2 separate regions of the Homo sapiens genome follow, and region 1 is linked to region 2. The links are chromatin loops, found by intact Hi-C in ENCODE. Cell type or tissue: endothelial cell of umbilical vein. All regions are shown on one strand. Links, peaks and the distances in the headings refer to the core of each region. The heading gives the core; the rest is flanking DNA. Region 1 overlaps SOX13 (SRY-box transcription factor 13). Region 2 has its middle 28 kb from the start of SNRPE.

What was found. A loop is a pair of places that touch in the nucleus more often than their neighbours do. Peaks named below come from ENCODE experiments on the same cell type or tissue, not always from the same donor. Only the 100,000 strongest peaks of a DNase experiment are listed, where the experiment ranks them.
Region 1: it touches region 2 in a loop (6-fold over the local background); 2 of 110 quality-filtered maps call a loop at or near these places.

What each region holds. Positions count from the first base shown.
Region 1 is chr1:204,099,384-204,114,616 of GRCh38, forward strand. It overlaps SOX13 (SRY-box transcription factor 13), which reads left to right. Exons shown (of 14, transcript NM_005686.3): 2 at 13,532-13,751; 3 at 14,938-15,049; 4 at 15,136-15,222. The coding sequence starts at 13,533. Among named protein-coding and RNA genes, the nearest start is that of SOX13, 34 kb to the left of the region's middle. RefSeq lists enhancers at 7,823-8,666, 8,667-9,509, 9,510-10,353. In endothelial cell of umbilical vein, for the core only: no CTCF peak of the experiment used is centred there; DNase peaks (open chromatin) are centred at 5,078, 5,378, 8,878 and 9,458; H3K27ac peaks cover 2,822 bases.
Region 2 is chr1:203,881,945-203,897,177 of GRCh38, forward strand. No RefSeq gene overlaps it. Among named protein-coding and RNA genes, the nearest start is that of SNRPE, 28 kb to the left of the region's middle. RefSeq lists an enhancer at 6,341-7,540. In endothelial cell of umbilical vein, for the core only: no CTCF peak of the experiment used is centred there; a DNase peak (open chromatin) is centred at 7,027; H3K27ac peaks cover 1,934 bases.

The DNA.
Region 1 (15,233 bases), core at 4,797-12,796, 220 kb after region 2:
TGGGCTCAAATCATGTTGGTGTCTCAGTGTCTTTTTCTGGCTTTTTTTTTTTTTTTTTTTTTTTGAGACAGGGTCTCTGTAGCTCAGGCTGAAGTGCAGTGGCATGATCATGGCTCACTGCAGCCCCAACCTCCTGTGCTCAAGCCATCCTCCCGAGTAGCTTGGGCTACAGGCATGCCTCACCACACCTGGCAAATTTTTGTATTTTTTGTTGAGATGGAGTTTCATCATGTTGCCCAGGCTGGTCTTGAACTCCTGGGCTCAAGCAGTCCTCCCACTTCGGCCTCCCAAAGTGCTGGGATTACAAGTGTGTGCCACTGCGCCCAGTCGGCATCTCAGGTTTTTCATCTGTAAAGTGGAGATGATAATATGATCTACTTCAGATGATTATTATGAAGATTAAATGAATTAATATAAGTAAAAGTGATTCGAACAGTGCTTGGCACATAGTAAATGCTCAATAAACGTTAGCCATAGGCTGGGCATGGTGGCTTATGCCTATAACCTCAGCATTTTGGGAGGCCAAGGCAGGAGGATAGCTTGAGGCCAGGAGTTCAAGACCAGTCTGGGCAACATAGCAAGACCCTGTCACTATAAAAAATGAATTAGCTGGGCATGGTGGCATGCACCTGTAGTTCCAGCTACTTGTGAGGCTGAGGTGGGAGGATTGCTTGAGGCTGGGAGGTTGAGAGGCTGTAGTGAGCTGTGATTGTGCCACTGTACTCCAGCCTGGGTGACAGAGTGAGACCCCATCTCTAAAAAGTAAAGTTAGCCATAATTGGGGTCTTTCACCACATACTAGTGTGACTCAGCCAGTTGTTTGTGGCTGGCAACTGCCAATTCATCTGATTGTCCCAAGAGCCTCAGTGGATTGGTCAGTGCCCATGACTCCCTTGCTAAATAGTCTTGAATGTCACCATTATTCATTACTATTATTAGTATTGTGGGTTCCACGTGTCAGGATCCCTTCCTGGGTTGTATTTCATCTTACCCCTTTGCCAAGTCTTGGTTGATGTGGTCCTGCCTCAGTTTCCAAAGGGTGCTGGTGATGGAAAGCGGGGTGCTGGGCAGATTGGGGTGAAAGCTGGCTGCTTTGGGGATTGTTTGATGAGCATTATAGTAGATTAAGCTGCTTCTCCCCTTCCTTCCCTGCCCTTATTGAAAAGGCGCCAAAGCCAGGAAAAACAAACAGCCACCCATAAATAAAGAGGACCATGAAATAACAAAATCGAAAAAGAAAACTTGCTTTAGTGGCGGGCTTGGCTGACGATAGGGTAGATAATGGGAGAGGAAACGCAGCCTTTGGAGAGAAAAAGAACGGAACGCGTTGTTCACTGGAAGAATGAATGCTGCCTGAGGAAGAGCTGCTAAACTGGGGTGTCCGATGAGCGAGCCTGTGTTAGGGGAGCTGGTGGTGATTAGGCTTACATGAGGCATGAGTGTCATTCCACCAAGAACCCCTGGGATGGGGGACACCTTAGGCTTAAGCGGGCTGTGCCAACGGGAGGCCGGTGTGCCAGTCTGGCCTAGAGCCTTGGCTGCCATGATCATAGAGCTGCTGCTCACCTCCTCAAGGGCTGGCCAAGCTGGGAGCTGGATGCTTGAATCTCTTAGGGAGCCCCTAGACCTTCTGTCAAGGTATATATTTTTTCTGGAGTGTTAGGGAGACAATCCCAGGGAGGAGAGGAGGAGGCCAAAGTTGTTTGCTGACTGTTTGCATTCAAGGCTGTGCTCCTGTCAACACTGCCTGGTGGCTTTCTGGGTGAATGAAATTTACTGACTTCTCTTCCTTTCTTGTACCACTTACCCATCTGGATCGTGGACCCATTTCTCCTGCCTCTGCAATGAGTTGGGTGCCTGAGGTGGGAAGGGGAGAGAAACCTTTCCTGAGCCCTTGGGATCCCAGGATGCTGTGTGGAAGTGCCCACTTTGGGAGTGGGCTGTGGGCTCACAGATGGGTAGAGGCTGATATTTGAAATGCATTTAAGAAGGGCCTTAGATGGCTGGGCGCGGTGGCTAACACCTATAATCCTAGCATTTTGGGAGGCTGAGACAGGAGGATCACGTGAGCCCAGCTGTTCAAACCAGCCTGGGCAACATAGCGAGATTCCCTCTTTATTTAAAAAAAAAAAAAAGTGGCAGGAGGCCTTGGAAACATACTGGTTTGGGGCTGAGTGGTCTGGCTGGTAGAGGTTTCCTGGAAACACAGTCCTTCATTCAGCCACCACAATACTAAGTGCCAATCTGCTTTGTGCCAGGCATTGGGCTAAGTATTTTCTATATAATAACTTATCAGTTCTCTAGCAAGCATAAGAGGTAGGTATTGTTAGCCCCCATTTCAGACAATGAATCTGAGGTGTAAAGAGGTTAAGTCTCAAGTATTCACTGGGCTACCTAGAGCCCAGCTGCTTCCCAATTTTCCACCCTTCACCTCCTAATCTAGATGACAATGGTAAAATGCCCATTACAGTTGTTCATCACGGCTGTGTGCCAGGCACTGGGCTTTGCCTGTGTTATCTCGTTTACTCTTTGAAACCCCACTAGTGAGTATATATTACTATTTGCCCCAGTTACAGATAAAGGCAGGAGGGTCATTTGAGCCCAGGAGTTCAGGACCAGCCTGGGCAACATGGTGAGGCTGAGAGAGTTAAACTAGTTGGCTAGTTAAGACGGATGCTGGGTTTGAACCAATGCTGCGTGTCTCCCAGAGCCTCATTTCACCATGTACTATGAGGGCTTAGTCTACATGGCTTAGACTTGTCACAAAGCAAAAGCCGATAATGCCCAGCCCACCCCAGTACTGGGAGAAGGAGTGTTTGGCAAAGGTGAGATTTCATCAGCCTGGCGGGTAAACATGGCTGTTTGCAGACTAGTTGCGCTTGTCCTTTCCGCTGTCTGTAGTCATCCCTATGGTCCCCACCTTCCTCTCCCTCTGGGGTTGGCAGGAGAACGCAAGGGTTAATGATATAGCACTTCACCCTTGTGGGCTCCAGAGGAAATGAGGGAGCTCATGAGTTCTGCAGAGCTTTTGTGTCATCAGCCGGGGAAGGGAAGGCACCGTGGCTTGGCCAGATAAGCGGTGGCGCTGCGAATGTGGGGCTTCCTTGGCAGATTTGTAGCCTTTCCGCCTGTTTGCACTGTGGGGCACCTGCTGGGGCTTCCAGGGTGGTTGGGGACATCAACAGGGCATTCAGAAAACTGATAACCTAGGCTAGGGAGGGAGACCTACATGGAGCAGATGGAGGAGGAAGAGGGTGGCGGGCCCTGGTGTTCTGCAGGTGCATGTCTTCTGCTTGTTTGACCATGTGGGGGAAGGGGGTGGCGGTGGGTCAGGGAGCAAACATTTTTTTGATTTTCACAAACACCATCATATTCAGTCTTCTCTATCTCTATGGGGTAGGTGTTATTTGTTCCCATTTTAGAGATAGAGAAACTGAAACTTCCCCATGGCCACACATCTAGTGGTATATAATAGAGCCAGTCTTCAGACACAGGTCCATGTGACAAAGTCCTTTTTCCATTAGCCACACCAGGATGCCTCCCAGCAATGCTGGGTCATCACACCCACCCACCTGCCTCCGGAAGAGCTGGGCTGGCTGGGGAGGAGAATAGGGTGTGAGTCCTTCTCCCCCTTGCCCTGGGGGCAGGGAGGGAGAGGGACTCCTTCCTGCTTTAGGGCTCTTTCTCCTTACCTCCTTCCCTGAACATATATTCTGTACCAGATTCTGTAATTATACCTTATCTCTTACTCACAAAATAGTTCTTGGAATCTCTATTTTACACATGAAGAAATGGGGGTTTTGAGAGGTGAAGTCTTTCCCCCAACTTGCCAGAGCTGCCTGGGTTTCTTTTGACTAAGTTTTCCTTGGCTATGACTCAAGTCAGAAACAACTGCAATCCTGTAAGAGGTGAAGACAGTGGCCATTCTATCTCTGCTGGACCAGAGCCTGTTATTTTGCACCGAGGAGAGTGGCCAGGGCATCAGCTGATAAATGAAAGGATGTGGATTTAGACATCAGCGAGGCCTGAGTTCAAATGCTACTTCTGCTGGGCCCTCAGTAGGACGTTCTAGCCCCCGAGCCTTAGTCTTTGTAGTGTTCTTGTGAGGATTAAGCAGGAATGTGAATGAAGAGCCTTTCACTTAGTGCTTGCAGCCAAGTAAGTGCTGTAGCATTGCATGCTTGCTTTTTGCCTCCCATTCCTTTGGTCAGTATTCAGGGCTATCCCCCAAGGGGCCTTTGACATGGCCAGTCAGCCTCAGCTGCACAATTTCTGCATCTCCCAGCCCTAGGCTGGGCACTGTCCCTGCAGGAAGCCAGATGTGCTCACCTGTCCAGGACACAGGCTTGGCCTTGCCATTGGGAAACAAGGATGAGGCCTACCCCTGCCTTCTAGCACTGTTGGGGTGCAGGAGAACCTGGAGACAGGCTTGGGTTCTAGAGGCAGGAAGGCCTCCAGAGAAGGGCCTCCTAGAGACACTGTTGACCTCTTCTCGGTTTGGGACCTTCTGGAGGCACACATCACACTGGGAGCCTCAATGGCGCTTTCAAGCAGTCCCATCTGTCTCTTTCTCGACCCACTCACTGGGTTGGGAGAAGACTCAGGTGCCTCTGAGGCCTGAGGACCAGGTGGGAACATCACAGCTACAGTCTCTCCCTGGCCACTGTTTTCCTTTGTGCCCTTGGGCCAGGGTCAGCTGAGTCCCGGCAGCCACAGAAGCTCAGGCTGGACTGTGATTCTGTACCTGAGGTGCTGTGGGGAAGTGCCTCTTCTCCCATGCTTGGGAGTTGACCCAGCCTCTGTCTGATGTTGGCCACTCTACCAGGTGAATGCCACCCTGACCAGCCTGGAAACAGCCGAGGGAGTGTTGGCTGTGGCCCCCCTGAGCTGGGCTAGACCAGACCGGCCGTGCCCTGGATCTGATACCCCCCAGGGCTCACAGAGGCTGGAAAGGGTGAGAGGGACTCGCAGGAAAGCTTTGTCCCAAGCCTGCAGCCAGTCCAGCTCCCAGCTCTGAGTAAACATTAGAGATAGGATCGGGTGTAGCCAGGAAGGGTGGCAGGGTGTGGTCTGTGAGAAGAATGGCAGGATGTGGCACCGGGGCACTGTTCTGGGCACCCACGCCTTGGCCTATTGTTTAGGGCAGCCTGAGGTTCTCAGCTCTCTGGGGGCTTTCAGAGGAAGTGGCATTCCCCTGGGACTCAAGCCCTGCCCCACCCCTGCTGCATGGATCTCTTTCCCTGGTGATGCCCCTTGGCACCACCCACTCAGAGCAAGCTTGGGAGTGGGAGCCAGCAGTGGAGGGGGATTAGTGTGTGCCCAGCGGGGAAGTGTAGCCATTGGCCCTCTCAGAGGGTCTGCCTGTCTGTTCAGGCTTCCTGTACCCCAGGGTCTGAGTCACCCGTCATGCTACGATGACTGGAATTTATCTCTATCTTTATCTTCATCTAGATATTTTTTGTAGGGTGGGGGAAGGCTGTCGTTGTGGAGGGAGGAAGGACTGACAGTAAAAACTCCTTTGATTCCAATCCAACAGGGTCAGTTGTTGACTGGTTAGAAGAGGAAGTGGCTGGTGATTTGTTTTGGGCAGAAAGGGGCTAGGTTTGTGTGCGCCTGTGGGTTGGTGGGGTTCAGAGGGGCCGTGACAGGGCTGGTTGTGGGGAGGAGAGAGGAAGAGGATCGGCACCTGCAGCGGGCTTTGTCATATAAGCGCCATGCTTTGAGCCACTGTCCCTCCATGGAGGCGGGTGCCTCTCTATACCTTGTCTCAGGTGCTGGATTTGGGGGCCTCGGGGCCTGGTAGGCACAAGCTGAGACTCAAGGCTCTGCATGTCAAGGGCGAAGATGGCTGGAGCCCTCTCCTTAGAGGTCTTCACTTCTTAAGGATGCTCACTTGGGTGAGATAAGACCACAGAGGAAGAAGAATGGAAGAGGGATTGTGAGGTGGGTTCCTGAGAAGGAAGGGAGGGCAGAGCAGAGATGCCGCTTAGCGCCCCAGCTGGCTGAAGGCCTCTGACTCTGTATAATCTCTTTTTTTTTTGAGACAGAGTCTCCCTCAGTCACCCAGGCTGGAGTGCAGCAGTGCAATCTTGGCTCACTGCAACCTCCGCCTCCTGGGTTTGAGCGATTCTCCTGCCTCAGCCTCCTGAGTAGCTGGGATTACAGGTATGCACCACCATGCCTGGCTAATTTTTGTATTTTTAGTGGAGATGGGGTTTTACCATGTTGGCCAGGCTGGTCTTGAACCCCTGACCTCAGGTGATCAACCCGCCTCAGCCTCCCAAAGTGCTGGGATTACAGATATGAGTCCGGCCATTCTATACAGTCTTGAAGCAGTGCTGCCCCAAAAGCTGCGTGAACTCAACATCTCCTGACCTCAGTTTCTCTGTTTATAAAATGTGTTGAGGTTGGGCAAGAGAGGAAACTGGGCACGCAGGAGCACTTCCATCCAAGCGAGGGGCTGACGGGCTACCCTGTGGACTTGTGGCCTCTGACCAGTACCAAGGCATCAGACTAGGGTGGAAACTGAGGGAGCCCAGTAACTCCTGTATCCTGTGGACCCAGCGTTCTTTGGCTTCTGGGCATTTTGGGACAGTGGAGTTTGAGGTTACTGACCTTAAAACCTCCTGCGGAGCCACATGGAAAATGACTGAAGCAAGGAGCATGCTGTGTAACAAAGGAGTAAAGGAACTTGAGGGATTATTTTAGTTTCTGGAAAGTCTAAAGGGAGACTTAAGGGAGGACTCCAACGGGGTCTTTAAATCCAAAAAGTATGGAAAGTGTTTCTTATCCGACCCAAGGTAAAAAGAAAAGGAAATGGAATCGCTTTGCTGCTGGGGGTATTTAGGTAACTCATAGGAAGAGCTTAGACCCAAGGAAGAGGCAGCAGAGGATAATTGGGTGTGGGAGAAAAACCTGAGAGAGCAGGAGCTGTCTAATAGTCCTAACAGTATCCATCACCTGTTAAGCATCCAGACCTGCTTTGTGCTGTGCTGCTGAACTCTGTCACTCTCTTGTCATTCTAAGAATATTTATCGAGCACTTACTGTGTTTCAGGCACTGTGCTAGGCTCTGGAGCTACAGTGATGAGCAGAAACAGGTATATTTTTGGCTACTGGGTGACTCCAAAATAAATTTTTTTTTTTTTTTTTTGAGAAGGAGTTTTCGCTGTTGTTGCCCAGGCTGGAGTGCAGAGGCGTGATCTCAACTGACTGCAACTTCCACTTCCCAGGTTCAAGCAATTCTCCTGCCTCAGCCTCCCAAGTAGCTGGGATTACACACCTGACTAATTTTGTGTTTTTACTGGAGTCAGGGTTTCACCATGTTGGTCAAGCTGGTCTCAAACTCCTGACCTCAGGCGATCTGCCCACCTTGGCTTCCCAAAGTGCTGGGATTACAGCCGTGAGCCATCGCGCCCAGCGACTCCAAAATAAATTAAGCGTGTAAAGGTATCATTACCAATTGTGATAAATACTTTTAAGGTCAAGTTCAAAGTGCCATGAGAATGTAAAATAGGCACTCTGATAGGGTCTGGTGTTGTTAACAGGAGATTCACCTCTTGATGTTGAGTTTCTTATTCCTATTTTACTGAGGAGGAAATGGGCTCAGAGAAGTTAAGTTACTTGCCCAAGGTTGCACAGCAATGATTGGTCAGAGTTGGGATTCAAATGTACCCAAGTCTGTCTGACCCTAGAGGCTTTTCTCTCAACCACTTGACTCTCAGAGCATCCTGGACTGCGCACAACTTACAGAATAGATATTCACCCTGTATTATCTGATCTTCATGGACACCAGTGAGACATGGGTTATTGTACCCATTGTATGGATGAGGAGACAGGCTAAGGGAGGTTAATTAATTTGACTAGGTTCATACAAGTCAGCCTGTGGCAGGGCAGGAATTTAAACCCAGGTTGTTGGATTCAAACCCTGCGGGTCTTCCAAGTTGTCCCCTGACTCCCTCCAGGACCCTTGTTTTATAGACACAGCTTGCAGGGGTGAAGCAAACTGTGCAGACCCCCAGCTGCAGAGTGACAGAGCAGTGACCACATAATGACCCCTCTCTTTCCATCTCACTGCCTTTCCTCCCTTATCTAGTTGATCATGGGACCGTCGCTCCCCTCCCTGGGATGGTTAGGGTCTGGAGCCTGGTACTGATGCTCTTCACAGAGACACCTGCGTCTCTCTGGGCCATGGCAGGCTGGGGCTTGGTTCCCTCAAGACCAGACAGGGCAGGGAAAGCAGCTGCTCTTCTCAAGCAGGCCTGTGCTTGGGGAGGGGGAGAGGGAGGTAAAAGAGGTACCCAGGGACCCTCTCCCCCAAAGGTGAGACCCAGAGTTGCTCTCCATTGGGGGCGGGGTGGCATTGTGCCTGGGCTGTTGCCTTTTCATGGACAAGTGGGCCCAGAGGATACCAACTAAGGGCCAGTGCCCAGCACCTGCCGTTGAGCCAGACACCTGTGAGGATGGAAGGGCCCTTGTCTGGGCAGGGTTATCTGGTGGGCACCCAGCCCTAGTGAACAGACTGACACCTCTAAGCTGGCTTGGCTGGTCACCAGGAGCCATTGTCTTTGTGCTGGAGGCCAGGGTAGGCCACTGAGAGGCCCAGGAGACAGGCTCCCTAATATAAGGGTGATCCATGGTGCCTGGCTGGAGGGACCGTGGAGGCTAAGTGTGTGTAGAAGCTCAAAGGGAGGAGGTGTCCTAGTGCAGCGCTGTCCAACATAAATATAATGGGAACTACATGTGTAATATTTGCTAGTAGCTGTATTAAAAAGTATAAAAAGAAATAGGTGAAATGAATTTTAATGATGTATTTTATCTAACCAACTTATCCAAAAAGAATTTCAACTTGTAATCAGTAACCATTACTAATGAGCTATTTTACATTCTATTCCATGTACTAAGCCTTCAAAACCTGGGGTGGGTTTGATGCCCACAGCACATTTCTGTTGGGACTGGCTGCATTATAAGTGCTTAGTAGCCGCATGGGGCAAGTGGCTGCAATCTTGGGCCGTGCAGTCCTAGGGTTAATTAGGACAGATGATGGCCTCCTCTGCCTCCACCATCAGCTCCAGGGATGGATGGTCGTTCACCATCCCCAACTGGGGAGACCTTGGACTTTTGTGTCCTGTTCATCTGACCATGCTCCTGGAGGCTGTGGCTGCTGCTGGGATTTCTGGGCTGCAGCAGGAAGGCTTTGAGGTGGGAGCTGGAGGCCCCTGAAGTTGGGACAGAATGAAGGAGAGACCCTTAGGACCCAAGTCCGGAGTGAGGAGGGACCCGGTGGCCGGCCTGCGCCCGCAGTGGGTGTGAGTGAGGTGGCGCTGAGCCGACGGATCAGAGGCCCACAGGCCCGCATTGTGCGCCTGTCACACTTCCTTTGGCTTTATTGCTTTTGTCCAACACCCTATTGTCTGGCTTCCTTTTGTCCCCCATTCAGTGCTGCTGCCTTTTATTTTCCAGCCAGCCTGGTTGTTTTCATTTCTTTTGTCTGAAGTTCCTGAGAGGAAGGTTTTATTTTCAGCGGTTTGATTAATTCACAGCTTGAGCCCAGGGTTTGTTTGTTATGTAATTGCTGCCTTCGGCTTCAGGATAAAACCCCCTCCCCAACTGCACCCACTCCCACTTCTCGCCCCCCTGCTCTCGGCCTGGCTCTGAGCCCCTCCCGGTGCCCGGATGGGCTGAGCCGCCTGCTTTCTGGACGCTCTCCAAGCCCCTGGGCTGTAGGAGGGGACCCCAGGGTGAGCTGGCCTGGGGTCTCTTCTCTTCTCTGCATCTAGGTGGGATGGGGCCTTTGTACTTATGGTCATGGAGGCCCCTCTCTGCAGTGCCCTGTCTTGGGACCCAGCCTCTGGGGAACCCTACACTTTGAAAGTGGGTGAGCAGGAGAGTCTGGTCTGATCAGCAAGGTGGAATCAAATCAAATACACATGCACTCATGCACTGCTTGCCTACCAATGTCTCTGTCAACGACCGAACACATATAGGACAGTGGTCCTGCAAGATTCTACTACTGTATTTTTGCTGTAGCTTTTCTATATTTGGATGTTTGGATACACAAATACTTAACCATTGCATTACAATTACCTACGGTATTCAGTACAATAACATGCTGTACAGGTTTGTAGCCTAGGAGAAATAGGCTATACCATACAGCCTGGTGTGTAGTAGGCTGTACCATCTAGGTTTGTGTAAATATACTTTATGAGGTTTGAATAACAAAGAAATTGCCTGGTGATGCATTTCTCAGAACATGTTTATGCTATTAATTGATGTAGGACTGTATATAGTCATCCCGCTGTATCTGAGACGGTTGGTTCCAGGACCTCCAAAGATACTAAAATGTGCTGATGTTCAAGTCCCTGATATAGAATGGCATAGTATTTGCATATAACCTATGCACATCCTCCCGTATACCTTGTTTTTTATTTATTGTTATTATTATTATCATTATTATTATTTTTTTTTGAGACGGAGTTTCGCTCTTGTTGCCCAGGCTGGAGTGCAATGGCACCATCTCGGCTCACCACAACCTCCACCGCCCGGGTTCAAGAGATTCTCCTGCCTCAGCCTCCTGAGTAGCTGGGACTACAGGCATGCACCACCACACCCGGCTAATTTTGTATTTTTAGTAGAGATGGGGTTTCTCCATGTTGGTCAGGCTGGTCTCGAACTCCCGGCTTCAGGTGCTCCACCCGCCTCGGCCTCCCAAAGTGCTGGAATTACAGGCATGAGCCGCCGCGTCTGGCCAGTTGTTATCATTTCTGAGATAGGGCCTTGCTCTGTCACCTTGACAGAGTGGAGTGCAGTGGCTTAATCTTGGCAGCTTCAAACTGCTGGCCTCAAGTGAATCCTCCAGCCTCAGCCTCCTGAGTAGCGAGGACTATAGGCGCATGCCACCATGCCCAGCTAATTTTTGTATTCTTTTGTAGAGACAGGGTCTTGCTATGTTGCTCATGCTAATGGGCAACATAGCAAGACCCTGTCTCTACAAAAAAAATACAATACTCCTGGCCTCAAGCAATCCTCCTGCCTTAGCCTCTCAAAGTGTTGAGATTACAGGCATGAGCCCCTGTGCCTCTAGATTACTTATAATACCTAATATAATGTTAATCATATATAAATAGTTTTTGCACTATATTGTCTAGGGAATAATGACAAGTCTACTTGTTCAGTACAGATGAAATTTCTTTTTTAAATATTTTTGATCTGAGGTTGGTTGAATCCATGGATGTGGAACCTACAAATACAGAGGGCTGATTGTATATATTTTATTCAATTATAATGCTTATTTAAAATACTCTACATGTACTCTATTATATACAATGCGTGTTTCATAATACATAACAAACATTTTACAGAGTTGATGCAATCTATCCAAATGCATCCATACAGAGCTGATGCAGTATTTAAATACCATACTGCACCTGGGAGGTTTAAGGAATTTTTTTACTGTAGGGATATTTTTACTATATCTGATTTTAGCCTTACATACTTCCCCTAAACATCTAATCCCCATGCAAAAAAAAAAAAATCAAAAAATGTATTTAACAGTGCTTTTCTAACTAGTGCATATCAAAATCACCTGGAGGTCTTGTTAAACCTGATCCCTGGCCTAACTCCCAGAGATTCTGATTTGTGGGAGGGACTTATGACTTTGCCTCTCAAACAAGCCCCCAAGGCATGCTGAAGCTGCTGGTCCTTATACTGCATTCCAACTAGTAGTGGTTTAACAAACACCAGATCATGTGATGTTATTTGGAAATGTGATAAACAAGGAAACAACAAAACACCAGATCGGTGCTTACTGGTGCCACAAACTATTCTAAGTACCATATAAATATCAACTCCTAGTCCTCACGGCCATCCTATAGTGTAGAGACTCTTACCATGCTCATTTTACAGATGAGGAAACTTGAAGTACAGAGCAGCTAAGCAACTTGCCCTAGGTCACTTGGCTAGTCAGTAGCTGAGGCAGGACCCATGCATAGCTGGAACCTGCTGTGTTCCCACTAGAACCCAGAGCGCATCTCTGTGACTTTGGAGGATAGGCATCTGCTGCTCCGCCCAAGCCTGGCATGACCCCTGGAAACCACTCCCTGAGATGCTGCGATTGCTCAGCTCCTCAGATGTCCCAGGCAGTGATGTGACAGGAAAGGAACAGCAGGTGCAGAGTCTCAAGAGGGTCTGCCAGGTATACCAGCTGCTTAAACTAGGAACTGCAAACTCAGATGCCTATGGTGGCCAGACTCTGAGAGATTCTAGCTAGATACCGGAAAATATTTTTCGTAAAGCCAATCATCTCAGTCTGTTATTCCCCCCACCCCCGCCCTTTATTTTTTTAAAGAGATGGGAGTCTCATTAGGTTGTCCAGACTGGCCTCAAACACCTGACCTCAAGTGATGTGCCTTCCTCAGCCTCTTGAGTAACTGGGATTACAGGCATGAACCACCATACCCGGCTATTTCCCCCCGTGTGATAGATGCATGAAGCAAGAAATCATTTACTTTTACCTTATCTCCACTGTAAGAAGAAGACTATATGTCTTATATATAGAAGAATATATGTCTTATATAGTTAATACTTGGTTTCCTTTTTGAGGAGTAGTAGGAGTGTAGAGGCTAAAGTAGACTGGCCTGTCCATAAGAAATACCCATTACTCAATTCCAGCCAATTTTTACCACAAAAACAATTGAGCTAGAAGTTCAAATCTAGATTTTTATGTGTTATCTCTTGATTTTTAAGTATTGGTAACTAATTATAAAAATGCATTTGTAGGCTGGGCGTGGTGGCTTACGCCTGTAATTCCAGCACTTTGGGAGGCTGAGGCGGGCAGATCACCTGAGGTCAGAAGTTGGAGACCAGCTTGGCCAACATGGCAAAACCCCATATCTACTAAAAATACAAATATTAGTTGGGGGTGGTGGCGTGTGCCTGTAATTCCAGCTACTCGGGAGGCTGAGGCAGGAGAATCACTTGAACCTGGGAGGCGGAGGTTGCAGTGAGCCGAGATCGTGCCCTTGCACTCCAGCCTAGGTGACAGAGTGAGACTCTGTCTCAAAAAAAAAAAAATGCATTTGTATACATACAAACATGCACAGACACATGCACACATGCGTGCACACACACACACACACACACACACACTTTCTCTCTCTCGCTGTCGCTCTCCAACTCTGTTGGGCTCAGAAACAGCCAGTCAGTATCTGGCCTCGTTAGTTGGGCCGTCAGTCCACTAGTCCCGTAGTCCCAAGCATTACACAGGCAGCTGCTGCGCAAGGGTAGGCCCACTCTTCTCTAGAACTTTTTGTTTAAAAAGCAAAAAACAAAACAAAAAAGCATGAGGGATACAAGAGGCTTTGCTGATTTTTCTGTGGGTTCACAAGTAAGCTTGCCCTTTCTGTGAGTGTGCCCATGTGACAGGCACCAGGAGGCACTTGGGTGGGGTCAGGGGAGCAAACAGTAGGGTCACTGCCTCTGGGCAGAAGTTTACGACTGGGGACTCACCTCAGCTCACTCTGTCCCTCCCCCAGGATGTCCATGAGGAGCCCCATCTCTGCCCAGCTGGCCCTGGATGGCGTTGGCACCATGGTGAACTGCACCATCAAGTCAGAGGAGAAGAAAGAGCCTTGCCACGAGGCCCCCCAGGGCTCAGCCACTGCCGCTGAACCTCAGCCTGGAGACCCAGCCCGGGCCTCCCAGGATAGTGCTGACCCCCAAGCTCCAGCCCAGGGGAATTTCAGGGGCTCCTGGGTCAGTGTCCCCGCCCTGCCTCCATCCTCACACCCATGCGCTGTACCTGGGCTCTCTGCTCGGCTGGGCAGGCCCACTCCCCTAGATGGCAGCAGATACAGGCAGAAGTGGTGATCCTAGGGGTAAGACGCCATGTAGGGAAGCAGGGAGGCACTGCCAAGTTCAGTCTGAGGCTGGAAGCGGGGTCACCTATCAGAGCAGGACCTAGACTCATGCCTGTACTTACTCGCTTGATAGTGACAGTTCACCTATGTGTGACCCAGTCCTTGCTTCTGAGGACTAGATGGGGAGATGGGACACACATGCTAAAGTTTGGCTTTAAAGTAATCTACCAGATTTTTCAGATGATTTGGGAAAATCAACCTGATTACACAAGCAAGAATTAGGTCACTGTTAAAGATGATACGGTTCTTGACCCTTAAAAAAACAAGAGAATTGAGCTGCATGATTCATAAGGATTCTTGCAGCTCCTAAAAATTCTGATTTCACATATGAGATGTAAAAAGGTGATATATAATTAAAATCCAAATAAGTGAAAATGAGGAGAGTTATGGGCTCTAAGAAAGAATCCAGCCTGGAGGAAGGAGGTGGGGGGTGGGGGCACTGGTGATCAAGGAAGGCTTCCTGGAGAAGTAGAGCCTCAAGCTAGGCCTTAAAGGATGGGGAGGACTTTGACGAGAAGAGGAGTGAGGCAGGCAGTGGGGAGTGTGAGTAACTTTTGCCAGCCCCTACCTGCTCCCCTATGCAGCCCAGCTGGTGTAGTGGGTATGTTCAAGGGAGTGATAACTAATAGCTGACTTTTGGCCCCTGATTGTAATGGCAAATCTCATTCACATGCATTAACTCCCTTGATCCCAGCAACAATCCTGTGACAGAGGAGGTATTAATATTTCCATTTTCAAAAGAGGGAAGTCAGGTTCAGAGCATTTCAGGGACTTGTGTGGGATCAAGCATCGTGTGAGTCACTGAGCCTGGACTGAAACCCAGGTCTTTTGTTTTGAAATCTTCTGTTCTTTTCCTAAACAAAGCTTGGGCAGGTGGAGGCCAAAGGGACCTAGTGAGTGGAGAAGTAGGACTTGGATAGGGCTGGGATCCCTCAGGGTACACATCTTTGGGGTGCCCAGCCCTCCCTGCAGCCTGTCCCCTTCTCTTGGGGGTTATGGTGACAATTCAGTATGTCTTGCAGGACTGTAGCTCTCCAGAGGGTAATGGGTCCCCAGAACCCAAGAGACCAGGAGTGTCGGAGGCTGCCTCTGGAAGCCAGGAGAAGCTGGACTTCAACCGAAATTTGAAAGAAGGTAGGATGTCTGCCCTAGTTAGAAGCAGAGGCCTGAGGCAGGGAGGTGTTAAGACGGTTATTCCTCACCCCTTTGCTGTCTTCCAGTGGTGCCAGCCATAGAGAAGCTGTTGTCCAGTGACTGGAAGGAGAGGTTTCTAGGAAGGAACTCTATGGAAGCCAAAGATGTCAAAGGTGAAGGCCTG
Region 2 (15,233 bases), core at 3,224-11,223:
TGGGATTATAGGCATGAGCCACCACGCTCGGCCCATACAATGCTTTTGAGATTTATTAATTTCTTGCATGTATCAATAGTTTGTTCCATTTAGTTACTGATTAATATTTCTTTGTATGGATGTACTTTTGTTGATTAAGTATTAATAGTTGACATTAGGCTGGGCACTGTGGCTCATACCTGTAAATCCTAGCACATTCTAGGAGGCCAAGGCAGGTGGATCACTTGAGGTCAGGAGTTCAAAACCAGCCTGGCCAACATGGTGAAACCCTGTCTCAACTAAAAAAAAAAAAAAAAATAGCTGGACGTGGTGGTGGGTGGCTGTAATCCCAGCTACTTGGGAGGCTGAGGCAGGAGAATCGCTTGAACTGGGGAGGCGGTGGTTGCAGTGAGCTAAGATCGTGCCACTGCACTCCAGCCTGGGGGCAACAGAGCAAGACTCCATCTCAAAAAAAAAAAAAAAAAGAAGTTGACATTAAGGATGTTTACAGCTTAGGGCAATTTTGCATAAAGTAAAATTTATGTGTAGGCCTTTTGTAAACATTTGAACTTTTTTGGATGAATATCTAGGAATGTGATGGTTAGGTCAAATGATTAGTTGTGTTTAACTTTGTGAGAGGTTCTCAGACTGTTTTTGAAAGTGGTGGCACCATTTTGCATGCCCACTAGCAATGTTTAAGAGTTCTGGTTGCGGCTAGGCACCATGGCTCACACCGGTAATCCCAGCACTTTGTGAGGCCAAGATGGGCGGATCATGAGGTCAGGAGATCGAGACCACCTGGCTAACACATTGAAACCCCGTCTCTACTAAAAATTAGCTGGGTGTGGTGGCATGTACCTGTAGTCCCAGCTACTTGGCTTGGGAGGCTGAGGCAGGAGAATCACTTGAACCTGGGAGGCAGAGGTTTCAGTGAGCCGAGATCATGCCACTGCACTTAACCTGGCAACAAAGTGAGACTCCGTCTCCAAAAAAAAAAAAAAAAAAAGTTCTAGTTGCTCTGTATCCTCACCAACACTTGGTATTGTCAGATTTATTTTTTGTTTTTGTTTTTTTCTCCATGCTAATAGATGAATAGCAGTATCTCATTGTTTTAATTGTCATTTTCCTGTGACAAATGATTTTGTGTGTCTTTTCATGTGCTTATTTGATATCACATATTTCTTTGGTGAAGTATCTCTTAAGACTTTTTGCTGATTTTTAAAAATTGGGTTGTTTGATTTCCTTTTTTATGTGTGTGTTGGGAGGGTTCTTCTGGATGAAAAGTTCCTTATCAAGTGTTTTGCAAATATTTTCTGCTGGTCTGTGGCTTGTCTTCATTTCTCTATAATATCTTTAAAGAACACAAGTTTTAGCCTGGACAACATGGTGAAACCCCATCTCTACAAAATTTAGCTGGCTGGGCATGGTGGTGCACACCTGTAGTCCCAGCTACCTGGGGGACTGAAGTCTGGGGGGCTGAGGTGGGAGATCATTTGAACCTGGAAAGTCGAGGCTACAGTGAGCTGAGATCATGCCACTGCACTCCAGCCTTAGAAACAGAGTGAGAACCTGTCTCAAAAAAAAAAGAACACAAGTTTTATGTTTGTATTTATTTATTTATTTATTTATTTATTTATTTATTTATTTTTGGAGACAGAGTCTTGGTCTGTCGCCCAGGCTGGAGTGCAGTGGCACAATTTCAGCTCACTGCAACTTCCACCTCCCTGGTTCAAGCAATTCTCCTGCCTCAGCCTCCCGAGTAGCTGGGACTACAGGTACACGCTGCCACACCTGGCTAACTTTTTATATTTTAGTAGAGACGGAGTTTTACCATGTTGCCCAGGCTACTCTCAAACTCCTAAGCTCAGGCAATCCGCCCGCATTGGCCTCCCAAAATGCTAAGATTACAGGCGTGAGCCACCACACCTGGCCTCTTTTAAAATTCTTATATTTTTACATTTATGATATATTTTGGGTTAATTTTTAAAATAATGGTGTGAGTTATGGATTATGGTTCATTTTTTTTCATATGGATGATCAGTTATTCAAGAACCATTTGTTTAAGGCTATTGGTTTTCAATGAATTGCCTTAGTACCTTTTTTCAAAACCAATTGACCATATATGTGGGTATTTTTCTGAATTCTCTTATTGTTTCGTTGACCTATAGGTCTGTTGTTTTAATGATACCACATTGTCTTGATTACTTTAGCTTTGTAGTAAACTTTGGCCTCGGGTAATTTGAATCCTCCAATTGTGTTCTTCCTTTTCAAAGTATTTTGGCTATTCTAGGGTCTTTACCTTTCCATTTAGATTTTAGAATCAGTTTATTGATTTCTTTAAAAAAAACAACAACCTGGGATTTTGGTTGAGATTGATTAACTCTATTAAGCATTTTGGGGTAAATTGTCATCCTAACAATATTGTTGGCTGGGTGCAGTGGCTCATGCCTGTAATCCCAGCACTTTGGGAGGCCGAGGCGGGTGGATCACCTGAGGTCAGGAGTTCAAGACCAGCCTGGCCAACATGGTGAAACCCCATCTCTACTAAAAATACAAAAAAATTAGTCAGGCGTGGTGGTGGTGGTGTGTGCCTGTAATCCCAGCTACTCGGGAGGCTGAGACAGGAGAATTGCTTGAACCTGGGAAGTGGAGGTTGCAGTGAGCCGAAATCGAGCTACTGCACTCCAGCCTGGGCAACAAGAGCGAAAATCTGTCTCAAAGCAAACAAATGAAAAACAATATTGTCTTCCAGTGGTGAATATGGTATATCTCCCCATTTATTTGGATTTTTCTTCTGTTTCTCTCATCAGTATTTTGTAGTTTTCAGCTTTACCACATTTTGTTAGGTTTATCCCTTCACGAGTATTTCTCTTTTTTTCTTTTTTTGAGACAGTGTCACTCTTGTTGACCAGGCTGGAGTGCAGAGGTGGGGTCATGGCGCACTGCAGCCTTGACTTCTCAGGCTCAGGTGATTCTCCCACCTCAGCCTCCCAAGTAGCTGGGACTACAGCTGCATGCCACCATGCCCAGCTAATTTTTTGTATTTTTAGTAGAGGAAGGATTTCACCATGTTGCCCAGGCTGGTCTCAAACTTCTGGGCTCAAGTGATTGCCCTGCCTTGGCCTCCCAAACTGTTGGGATTGCAGGCATGAGCCACTGTACCTGGCTGTTTTATATTTTTGATGCCACTGTAAATGGTACTGTTTTTATAATTTTGACTTCCAATTGTTTTTATTGACCTTGTATCCTATGACCTTACTAAACTCAGTTCTTTGTTGTAGTAGGTGTTTTTTTGTAGATTGCTTGGGATTTTCTTTTTTAAGTTGTCTATAAGGTATACAACACTGAAATAATTACTACAGTCAGGCAAATTAACCTGTCACCTTCCATAGTTACCTGTTTTTTTGTCTGGTAAGAGCACTTAAAATCTACGGTCTTAGCAAATTTTTCATATGTAATACAGTATTATTAACCGTTTTCCTCATGCTGCCCATTAGGTCTCTAGGCCTGCTCATCGTACACAACTGCCAGTTTTTGCCCTTTAATCTACCATTCCCCATTTCTCCCCTTCCCTGCCCCTGGTAACTGCTGTTCTCCTCTGTTTCTATGTACAGATGATCTCTAACTTACAATTTTTCAACTTTCGGATGGTGAGAAAATAATATACATTTAGTACACTCCTTGACTTACTATGGGGCTATAGCCAGATAAACCCATTGTAAGTTTAATATATAATAAGTAAAAAACAAAAGTTTCTTTTTTTTTTTCCAGATGGAGTCTCACTCTGTCACCCAGGCTGGAGTGCAGTGGTGCCATTGTGGCTCACTGCAACCTCTGCCTACCAGGTTCAAGCGATTCTCATGCCTCATCCTCTTGAGTAGTTGGGATTATAGGTACCTGCCACCATGCCCAGTTAATTTTTGTATTTTTTGTTTTAGTAGAGACAGGGTTTCACCATGTTGGCCACGCTGGTCTCAAACTCCTGACCTCAAGTGATCCACCTGTCTCGCCTCCCAAAGTGCTGGGATTACACGCATGAGCCACTACACCTGGCCTTATTTTCTTTTTTCTTTTTGAGATGGAGTCTTGCTCTTTCATGTAGGCTGGAGTGCAGTGGTGCGATCTTGGCTCACTGCAACCTCCACCTCCAGGGCTCAAGCGATTCTCCTGCCTCAACCTCCCAAGTAGCTGGGATTACAGCAGTGAGTCACTGTGCCCAGCCCTTATTTTCAATTTATGGTATTTTCAATTTAGAATGGCTTTATTAGGACATGACCCCTTCATAAGTCAAGGAGCATCTGTATTTGACTTTTTTAGAGAGTCTACATATAAAAGATTATGCAGTACATTTCTCTTTTTTTTTTCCTGAGACAAGAGTTTTGCTCTTGTTGCCCAGGCTGGAGTACAATGGCGAGATCTTGGCTTACTGCAAACTCTGCCTCCCGGGTTCAAGCGATTCTTCTGCCTCAGTCGCCCAAGTAGCTGGGATTACAGGCGCCTGCCACCAAGCCCAGCTAATTTTTTGTATTTTTAGTACAGACAGGGTTTCGCCATGTTGGCCAGGTTGATCTCGAACTCCTGACCTCAGGTGATCCGCCCACCTCGGCCTCCTAAAGTGCTGGGAGCACACAGTGAAAACGACATTTGCCTGTGCAATAGAAATTAAAATCCTTAGCATGACTTTCAATGTTTTCTATAATCTGCCTTCAACCTGCCCTTCACCCTTATCTCGCAGGACTACCCTATAAGAATACTCTGTATTCCAAACAGATACTCCAACTCCCTCCCCCTAAGTTTACCAATCTCCATGGTTTGTTTTTATGGCTTTAAATATGAATTCAATTACTTTAATAGATCTAGGACTATCCAGGTTATCTACTTCCATTTGAGTGAACTTTGAGAGTTGTGTTTTTATTCTATTGCTCCTTGCAGAGCAGAGGTACCCCATAGGCAGTGTGCCCAGAATAGCCCAGGGGAGCTGGAGTTGTGTTTTTTAAGGGATTTGTCCATTTCATCTAAGCTATTAAATTTATTGGCACAAAGTAGTTCACAATATTCCCTTATCCTTTTAATGCCTGTAGGATCTGTAGAGGTATCTTTACTTTCATTCTTCATCTATTCTGTTCTTTATTATTTCTATGTATCTCTTTATTTGGGTTTAATCTGATCTTTTTCTAGTTTCTTAAGGCAGAAGCTTTGGTTACTGATTGAAAACATGCCTTATTTTTTAAAAAAATTTTTATTATTTTTTTGAGATGGAATTTCGCTGTGTTGCCTAGGCTGAAGGGCAGTGGAGTGATCTCAGCTCACTGCAACCTCCCCTTCCCAGGTTCAAGTGATTCTCCTGCCTCAGCCTCCCAAGTAGGTGGGATTACAGGCGTGTACCACCAGAGCATGGAGCAGACATCGCATAAAAAATTTGGTTCCTCAAATTCAAGGTTTTTCTGCTCATAACACAACCCATTGCACGTGAGTATCATTTGGCCATCCTTGCATTGCCTTTGAGAATTAGGATTTGGGGAACTTGTAAGAAAATGCTGATATATTGGATATTGTCCTTGATAAGAGTAGTAAACTGTCCTCTGACTCACATTTCACATGTTTTCTACTAGCACCCATGAAACCATGCGGGGAGGGGGGCTTGCTTAGCCTGCAAGTAGGGTAAAACTAAGGATACTTAATGGTTCTTTACATCACCTTACTTGTTTTTTGTTTGTCCCATCCCCATCTCTTTTTTTCCTCAAAATTTTTGTTTTCCTTTGGATGATTTTTATGATTTCATTTTATATCTACTGTTAAACTTATTAGCTATACTCCATTTTTTAAAAGACTTTTACTTGATTACCTAGGGATTACAGTATACATCTTTCTTACTACAGTTTACTTTCAGTAGCTTTTTTTGTTTTGTTTTGTTTTTGTTTTTGTTTTTGAGATGGAGTTTTGCTTTTGTCGCCCAGGCTGGAGTGCAGTGGCACGATCCAACTCACTGCAACTTCTGCCTCCTGGGTTCAAACGATTCTCCTGCCTCAGCCTCTGGAGTAGCTGGGATTACAGGTGTCCACCACCATGCCCAGCTAATTTTTGTATTTTTGGTAGAGATGGGGTTTCACCATGTTGGCTAGGCTGGTCTTGAACTGCTGACCCCAGATGATACACCCACCTTGGCCTCCCAAAGTGTTGGGATTACAGGCATGAGCCACCGTGCCCAGTCTGCTTTCAGTAGTATTTTAACACTCCATGTATGCTATGAGACTCTTATACCTCCAATTCCTCCCTTCATTGTGCGTTTTTGTTGTTGTTGTTGTTGTTTGTTTAAGAGACAGGATCTTGCTCTGTCTCCTAGGCTGGAGTGCAATGGCACAATCATAGCTCAGTGCAGCCTTGAACTCCTGACTCAAGTGATCCTCCTGCCTTGGCCTCCCCTATAGCTAGGACTACAGGGATGCACCACCATGCCTAGCTAATTGTTTTGTTTTTTGGGTTTTTTTTTTTTTTTGCGTGTGTAGAGATAGGGTCTGTGTTTTCCAGGTTGGTCTCAATCTCCTGGGCTCAAGTGATCCTCCTGCCTCAGCCTCCCAAAGTATTGAGATTACAGGCATGAGCCACTGTGCCCAGCCCTCTTTGTACTCTTTTCGTCATACTTTTAGTTCTCAGTCCCATAATACATTGTTACTATCTTTGCTTTAGGCAGTTATTGAGATTCACATCATGTGCCTGAATATTGGGTTGGGAAGTCCCATATTTTCTCTTATGAATTTTAAAAATTTTATCAAAATTTTGGACTAGAAATAATTTTTTGGGTCATTCTTTTTGAAAAGGTGTATGGTTTTTTGCTAAGTGGATCTTTTCTTGGCTTCTAGTTGAGACCTTTCCACACATAACTTTCCCACCCACTCTTGAGGAAACCTGAAGCCTGATTCCATTTATGTATAGGATCCTTCTGAAGTCTTGGCTGGAGTTCAGTTTCAGGGAATTAGCAGCAGGAAAGGCTGGAGGGAAGGTCAGTGAGGGCATTTCATTTTCTTCTCTTATTGTTAATTTCCTTGAGACACCTAAAGAAAAGAAAAAGTACTTTCTACTCCAATCTTTCTACCTTGTTTTAACTCTAGGGTGTTTCTTTTTTTCCCCATTCCATTGTTAAGACAGGAATCAGGGTTTTTTACAATGTATCACCCATAATCATGCTTTCTACAATAGTCATTTCCTGTTGCCCTCTAAGCTTTGTTCATGGTATTCCATTGAGTTGACAAATCATAATTTATAATACATTTCTTTGTGAAGCTCAGCTTTTTCATTATTACAAATTATGCCACAGTAAACATCTTTGTGCATCTTTTATACCTCATGAAGTGTATTTCTATGAGCAGGTATCTATATTTTATAACAGCATTTTTATAGTTATTACGTATTATAAATAAGATTTAGAAAAAGAAGGACATTGGGAATGTATATACCCTGGGGGAAAAGGTCTTATGACTTTGCCTAGAGAAAAATAAATAGATTGAATTGATTATAGACTTGTTGGAGACAGGTTATTGAGAGGGAAATGTCAAAAATTTGGCTATGAATTTCAACTATGCTTTTTTCAGAGATTAGTATTTGAGGTTTAAATACCTCTTAACTGTTTTTTAAAATCAGTATGTTGAGTCCATTCCTGAGTTGAAATTTTGACATACTTCTTCCTGTTGTGAAATCTGCTTACAAAGATTTAGGCAATGTTTTAATATATATGTATGTGTGTGTGCTAGTGTGTTGTGTAGGAATAAAGCAAAATCACCACGGAAATGAGGTATTCTGTAACTCTTCATAAAGGACCTATGCCTATGCTGTTTAATATAGTTGTCACTAACCATAAGTGGCTATTGAGCACTTAAAATGTGCTAAGGCTAAGGAACGTACTTTTTGGTTTAGAAAACCTTTAAGTATGTTTGGAACAACTTGTGTACGACAGTCTACTTTTTAAACTAGACATTTGGCCAGGCACGGTGACTCACGGCTGTAACCCAGCACTTTGGGAGGCCGAGGGGGGTGGATCACCTGAAGTCAGGAGTTCCACATCAGCCTGGCCAACGTGGTAAAACCCCGTCTCTACTAAAAATACGAAATTAGCCAGGCGTTGTGGTTTATGCCTGTAATCCCAGCTACTCGGGAGGCTGAGGCAGCAGAATTGCTGCTCAGAATGAGCTGAGATCACACCATTGCACTCCAGCCTGGGCAACAAGAACAAAACTCCATGTCAACAAATATATCTATTTATATATGTTATATTATATTATATTATATTAGTATTATATTACATAATATATATTTATATATTATATGTATTTCTATTATATATTTATATGTTATATTATATATATATATATATATATATATTTTTTTTTTTTTTTTTTTTTTTTCCTGAGATGGAGTCTGGCTCTATCACCCAGGCTGGAGTGCAGTGGCATGATCTCGGCTTACTGCAACCTCCGCCTCTCGGGTTCAAGCGATTGTCCTGCCTCAGCCTCCCCAGTAGCTGGGATTACAGGCATGCGCCACCACACCCAGCTAATTTTGTATTTTTAGTAGAGACGGGGTTTCTCCACGTTGGTCAGGCTGGTCTCGAACTCCCGACCTCAAGTGATCTACCTGCCTCAGCCTCCCAAAGTGCTGGGATTACAGGCATGAGCCACCGCACCCAGCCAATAATAATTTTTATGTTTGTAACATTGAAATAGTTATATTTTAGATATAATGGATTACGTAAAACAAAATTAATTCCACCAATTACTTTTTTTTGATATTGCTTCTTTTTTGAGACAGGGTCTGGCTCTGTCAACCAGGCTGGAGTGCAGTGGCTTGATTTCAGCTCACTGGAACTTCTGCCTCCCAGGCTCAAGCCATCCTCCCACCTCAGCCTCCTGAGTAGCTGGGACTACAGGTGCATGCCACCATACCTGGCTAATTTTTGTATTTTTTTGTAGAAGTGGAGTCTCACTTTGTTGTCTAGTCTTGTCTCAAACTGCTGATTTCAAGTGATCTGCTGCTCACCTCGGCCTTCCAAAGTGCTGGGATTATAGGAGTAAGCCACCGAGCCTGGCCAATGTGGATATTAGGGAATTTAGAATTACATATGTGGCTTGTATTTCTGTTGGACGACACTGGCCTACATTGTAGGTGACATGAGTGAAGAAAACCACTGTTTTCACAGCTTCAAAATGTTGTGACTGGGCACAGTAGCTCTCGTGCCTGTAATCCTGGCACTTTGGGAAGCCAAAGTGGGAAGATCACTAAAGCTCAGGAGTTTGAGACCAGCCTGGGCAACATGGCAAAACTTTGTCTCTACAAAAAATACAAAAATTAGCCAGGCATGGTGGCACCGCCTGTAGTCCCAGCTACTAGGGAGACTGAGGCAGGAGGATTGCTTGAACCTGGGAGGTTGAGGACGCAGTGAGTTGTGATTGCATCACTGCACTTCACCCTGGGTGACAAAGTGAAACCCTGTCTCAAAAAAACAATAAATAAATAAAACATTGCAAACACAGACAACTCACTGTCTAAAGGAAGATCTGAGTTACTGAGACTAGAGTTTTCAATGTTTAGGTTGTAGAAAGGAGAACAAGGAATGCCAATGCAGGTCGACTGGTTATAGGTAAAGGGTGGGCATTGTCAGGGTTTACTGCTTAAAAGTAACTAGTGTCCCATTTAAAGTATGGGCTGACTACACAGTTATTACTGCATGACCCTGCTTTTTGTCTTCAGTGTGTAATACAAGAAGTAGTGAAACCCCATCTCTACTAAAAATACAAAATTAGCCCAGCTTGGTGGCACGTGCCTGTAATCCCAGCTACTTGGGAGGCTGAGGCAGGAGAGTCGCTTGAACCCAGGAGGTGGAGGTTGTGGTGAGCCGACATCACGCCATTGCACTCCAGCCTGGGCAACAAGAGCGAAACTCCGTCTGGAAAAAAAGAAAAAAAAAGTAAACATGAGGCTAGACATGGTGCCACATGCCTATAATCCCAGCACTTTGGAAGGCTGAGGTGGGTGGATGGAGCCCAGGAGTTCAAGACCAGCCTGGGCAATATGGCAAAAGCCTGTCTCTACAAAAAATACAAAAATTAGCCAGATGTGGTGGTGCATGCCTGTATTCCCAGCTACTCGGGAAGCTGAGGTGGGAGGATCACTTCAGCCTGGAAGGTCAAGGCTGCTGTGAGCCAAGATTGTACCACTGCACTCCTGCGTGGGGGACAGAGTGAGATCCTGTCTCAAAAAAAAAAAAAAAAACTTAAAAAGACAAAAAGGTAAACATGATGGTTGAGGAACAAGAAAAGGACAAAATTGATGAGCAAAGTGATTAAATACTAAAATGAAAGGAACAGAAGGGTAGAATTAACAGAAAGCCAACTCAAGAAAATTCAAAAGAAAAAGAAAAAACAAGAATTCTAAGTGTCGGATCCATGAGCCCTTCATACCAGATACAGGAGCCAATGAACCTACCTGAAATTACATTTAAAATAACAAGGAATGTTCATTTATGAGGGGAATGTGGTCAGTAGCTTTCATTAAATTCATAGAGGAGTTCATGTCTTTCCTCCACAACAGGCTTGTAATCATAGCTGCAACAAATAAAACAGTAGGCTTCTAGTCAAAATGGAGTAAGAGGGATCAGATTTAACAGAAACAAGTAAAAATCTGGGGCTGGGTGCAGTGGCTCGTGCCTGTAATCCCAGCACTTTGGGAGGCTAAGGCGGGTGGATCACCTGAAGTCAGGAGTTCAAGACCGGCCTGACCAACATGGAGAAACCCCGTCTCTACTAAAAATACAAAATTAGCTGGGCAAGGTGGCGCATGCCTGTAATCCCAGCTACTCAGGAGGCTGAGGCAAGAGAATCACTTGAACCCGGGAGGCGGAGGTTGTGGTGAGCCGAGATCGCACCATTGCACTCCAGTCTAGGTGACAAGAGTGAAGCTCCGTCTCAAAAAAAAAAAAAATTGAATAAGAAATATGAAACAATTAAATTTCAGACAGTAGGACACCAGGCATTCCAGGACGGTGGTTGTTCTCTCAGGTAACCATATGAAGTGAGCCTTACAATTCATCAAACTTAACATCTAAGGAGATTTTCTCAAGCCTCAGTACAGTGGGTAGGAACCTGGGTGGAACACAGGGGAGTCTCCCTGAGTTGAGATGGGATTGGGAATCTACAGCAACCCAAGGAAATAAAGTTTTCAGGGAAGAGTTCTGGAGAGGAGAGAACTGGAGATGTGCAGAGTTTCCGCCTCAAGTCTTCAGAGGGTTGACCAGCACATACATGTGAGGTAACAACCCAGGCAAGGGAAGTAAACATCAAAAAGAAGCAGAATAAACACTTCTTTTCATGCATTTTGCAAAGGACTGGGAAAAGATTTTATTCCTGCCAGCTACAGAGGAAAGACCTCATACCTCAAAAGGGGTCAGATAGAATATTTAAAGGGACATTGCAGGCCGGGTACGGTGGTTCACACCTGTAATCCTAGCACTTTGGGAGGCCAAGGCATGCAGATCACTTGAGCCTGGGAGTTGGAGACCAGCCTGGGCAACATGGTGAAATCCTTTCTCTACAAAAAAATACAAAAATTAGCCAGGTGTGGTGGCATGCACCTGTAGTCACAGCTACTCAGGAGGCTGAGGTGGAAGGATCACCTGAACTCAGGGAAGTCAAGGCTGCAATGATCTGTGATTGTGCCACTGTACTCCAGCCTGGGCAACAGAGTGAGACCCTGTCTGAAAAATAAATAGAAGAACATTGCATTAATAGTGGAAGAAAATTAGTCCTAGACTAAGCTTGCTTTGGTGTTACCTAACAAAGCTTAAATGTGAGTTTTGAGAGAAACTGGGACGAAGCTTAAGAATATTATTATATTATGCAAAAATATCTGGCACCCAACAAGGTGAAATTCAATGTCTGGTATCCAGTTGAAAATTATCAATCATGCAATAAAGCAGAAAAATGCAACCACAATGAGAAAAATACAAACACCTGGAAATGACACATGATAGAATTAATTGACAAGGATATTGAAACTAGTTAAAAGTATATTCTGTATGTTCAAGAAAGTAGAGGAATGCTTGAAACATTGAAAGATTGAAAAGACTGGCATCAGGCTGGGTGCGGTGGCACATGCCTGTAATCCCAGCACTTTGGGAGGCTGAGGCAAGTGGATCACTTGAGGTCAGGAGTTTGAGACCAGCCTTGCCAACATGGTGAAACCCCATCTCTACTAAAAATACAAAAGTTAGGTATGGTGTAGGGGTCGGGGCAGGGGGGCACCTGTAATCCCAGCTACTCGGGAGGCTGAGGCATGAGAATTGCTTGAACCCAGGAGACAGAGGTTGCAGTGAGCCAAGATTGTGCCACTGCACTCCAGCCTGGGTGACACAGTGAGACTTCATTTCAAAAAAAAAAAAGACCAGTATCAAATTTCTGAAAATGCAAACTTTAGTGTGTGATATGAAAAACACACTTGTTAGAATCAACAGCACATTAGAGAGTGTGGAATAAAAGATTAGTAAACTTGAACACATAGCACAGAAGTTATTCAAAATTAAAGAAAAAAGGCTGAAGAAAATGAATAGCATATCAGTAAACTGTGGGAGAACCTCTAGCAGTCTAATTTGTGTGTAATTGGAGTCTCCAAAGGAGAGGGGAGGAGAGAAAAAGGATTTGAAAAAATAATGGCTGAAAAATGTTCAAATTTGATGAAAACTATAAGCCCTTAACAGGTCTAATGGACCTCAAGCACAAGGAAGACAAGGAAAATAATATCATGACACATAACACTTGAAAAATTGTTCAAACCAGAAATTGAGAGGAAATATTAAAGGCAGTAGGAACTAGACATGTTACAGATAGAGAAACCAAAGGATGACAGCATATTTCTCATCAGATACAATGCAGGTGTGAAAACAATGGAGTTACATCTTTAAAGTACTGAAACAAACAAAAAATCAACCTTGAATTCTATACCCAGCCAAAATATCTCTTGAAAACAAAGGTGAGCCAGGTATGGTGGCTCATGCCTGTAATCCCAGCACTTTGGGAGGCTGAGGTGGGCAGATCACAAGGTCAGGAGTTTGAGACCAGCCTGATCAATATGGTGAAACCCTGTCTCTACTAAAAATATAAAAACTTAGCCGGGCATGGTGGCGCATGCCTGTAATCCCAGCTACTCAGGAGGCTGAGGCAGGGGAATTGCTTGAACCTGGAGGCAGAGGTTGCAGTGAGCTGAGATCGCACCACTGCACTCTAGCCTGGGTGACAGAGTGAGACTCCATCTCAAAAAAAAAAAGAAAAGAAAGGTGAAATAAAGACTATTTCAGAAATACAAAAGCTGAAAGAATTCATCACCAGCAGACTTATACTATAAGAAGTATTAAGTCCTTCAGGGACAAGGAAAAAGGTACCAGATAGAAGTCTGGATCTACAAAAAAAAATGAAGAACAAGAAGCTTTTTTTTTTTTTTTTTTTTTTTTTTTGGTAAAACAGTTACTGCTTAAAGGAAAAAGTACTACAATTAATCATGGGATTTCTTTTACATATATATATAGAGAGAGAAGTAAAATACATGACCACAATAGAATAAGGCCAAGATGGGGGAAGTGAAATCATACTGCTGTAAGATTTTTTTTTTTTTTTTTGGAGAGATGGGGTCTTACCATGTTGCCCAGGCTACTCTCAAGCTCCTGGCCTCAAGAAAGCCTCCCACATCAGCCTCTCAAAGTGCTGGAATTTCAGACATGAGTTACTGCACCTGGCATGCTGTAAGATTTTCACCTTGTACATGATAAATCCTGAAGTAATCACAAGAAAAATAGAAAAGCTAATAAGTCAACCAAGGAGATTTAATGGAGTCATTAAAAATTCTTAGTCTAAGCCAGGTGCGGTGGCTCATGCCTATAATTCCAGCACTTTTGGAAGCCGAGGTGGGTGGATCATCTGAGGTCAGGAGTTTGAGACCAGCCTGGCCAACATGATGAAACCCCATCTCTACTAAAAATACAAAAAATAGCTGGGTATGGTGGCACACGCCTGTAATCCCAGCTACTCGGGAGGCTGAGGCAGGAGAATTGCTTGAACCCAGGAGACAGAGGTTGCAGTGAGCCAAGATTGTGCCACTGCACTCCAGCCTGGGTGACAGAGTGAGACTCTCCAAAACACACACACACACACACACACACACACACACAGTCTCTTCAATCTAAAAGACTGAAAAGAAGGCAAGGAAAAAGGAAAAAAAGCTGGGACAAACAAGACAAACAGCAAGGTGGTACATTTAAAACCGACCTTTTCAATAGTTATACTCAGAATTGTCCCAACACCCCAATTAGCATCACAGACCCTACCGCATGCTGCTTGCAAGACAACCACTCTAAATATAAAGACAATCGGTTAAATGCAAATGGATATTAAATGATATGCCTGTAATAAAAAGAAATCTGATGAAACTATATTAGTATCAGACAAAGTAGATCTCAGAACATAGCATATTGCCAGGGAAAAGGGGATATTTTATGAGATCATAGGGTCAATTCAATAAGAAGTCATAACAATTCTACATGTTCATTTGCCTAAATGACAGCTTCAAAATACATAAAGAAAAACCTGATGGAACTGTGAGGAAAAACAGTTTTCACAATTACAGTCAGATTTTAGCACCTCTCAATAATTGCTAAGTAGAAAATTAATAAGAATGTAAAAGACTTGAACCACATTATCAACCAACTTGATGTAACAGATATTTACAGAGTACCTAGCAGCAAAAATAAATTATATTAAAAATGCGGGTGCAGCACACCAGCATGGCACATGTATACATATGTAACTAACCGGCACATTGTGCACATGTACCCTAAAACTTAAAGTATAATAATAATAAAAAAAATTATATTAAAAATGCTTCTTAAAATAGGGGATTTGATAAACATTTTTAAAAATAAAAACTATACAGCACTCAGCATCAACAGAAAACTTTTTTTCAAGTGCACAAGGGACTTTATCAAGATAGGCTAAGTTCTGGGCAGCAAGTATCAATGCATTTAAAAGGATTAAAATCATTCAAAGTGTGACCTCATAGCCAGGCGCAGTGGCGTACACCTGTAATCCCAGCACTTTGGGAGGTCAAGGCGGGTGGATCACCTGAGGTCAGGAGTTCACGACCAGCCTGACTAACATGGTGAAACTAAATACAAAAAAATTAGCGGGGCGTGGTGGCACATGCCTGTAATCCGAGCTACT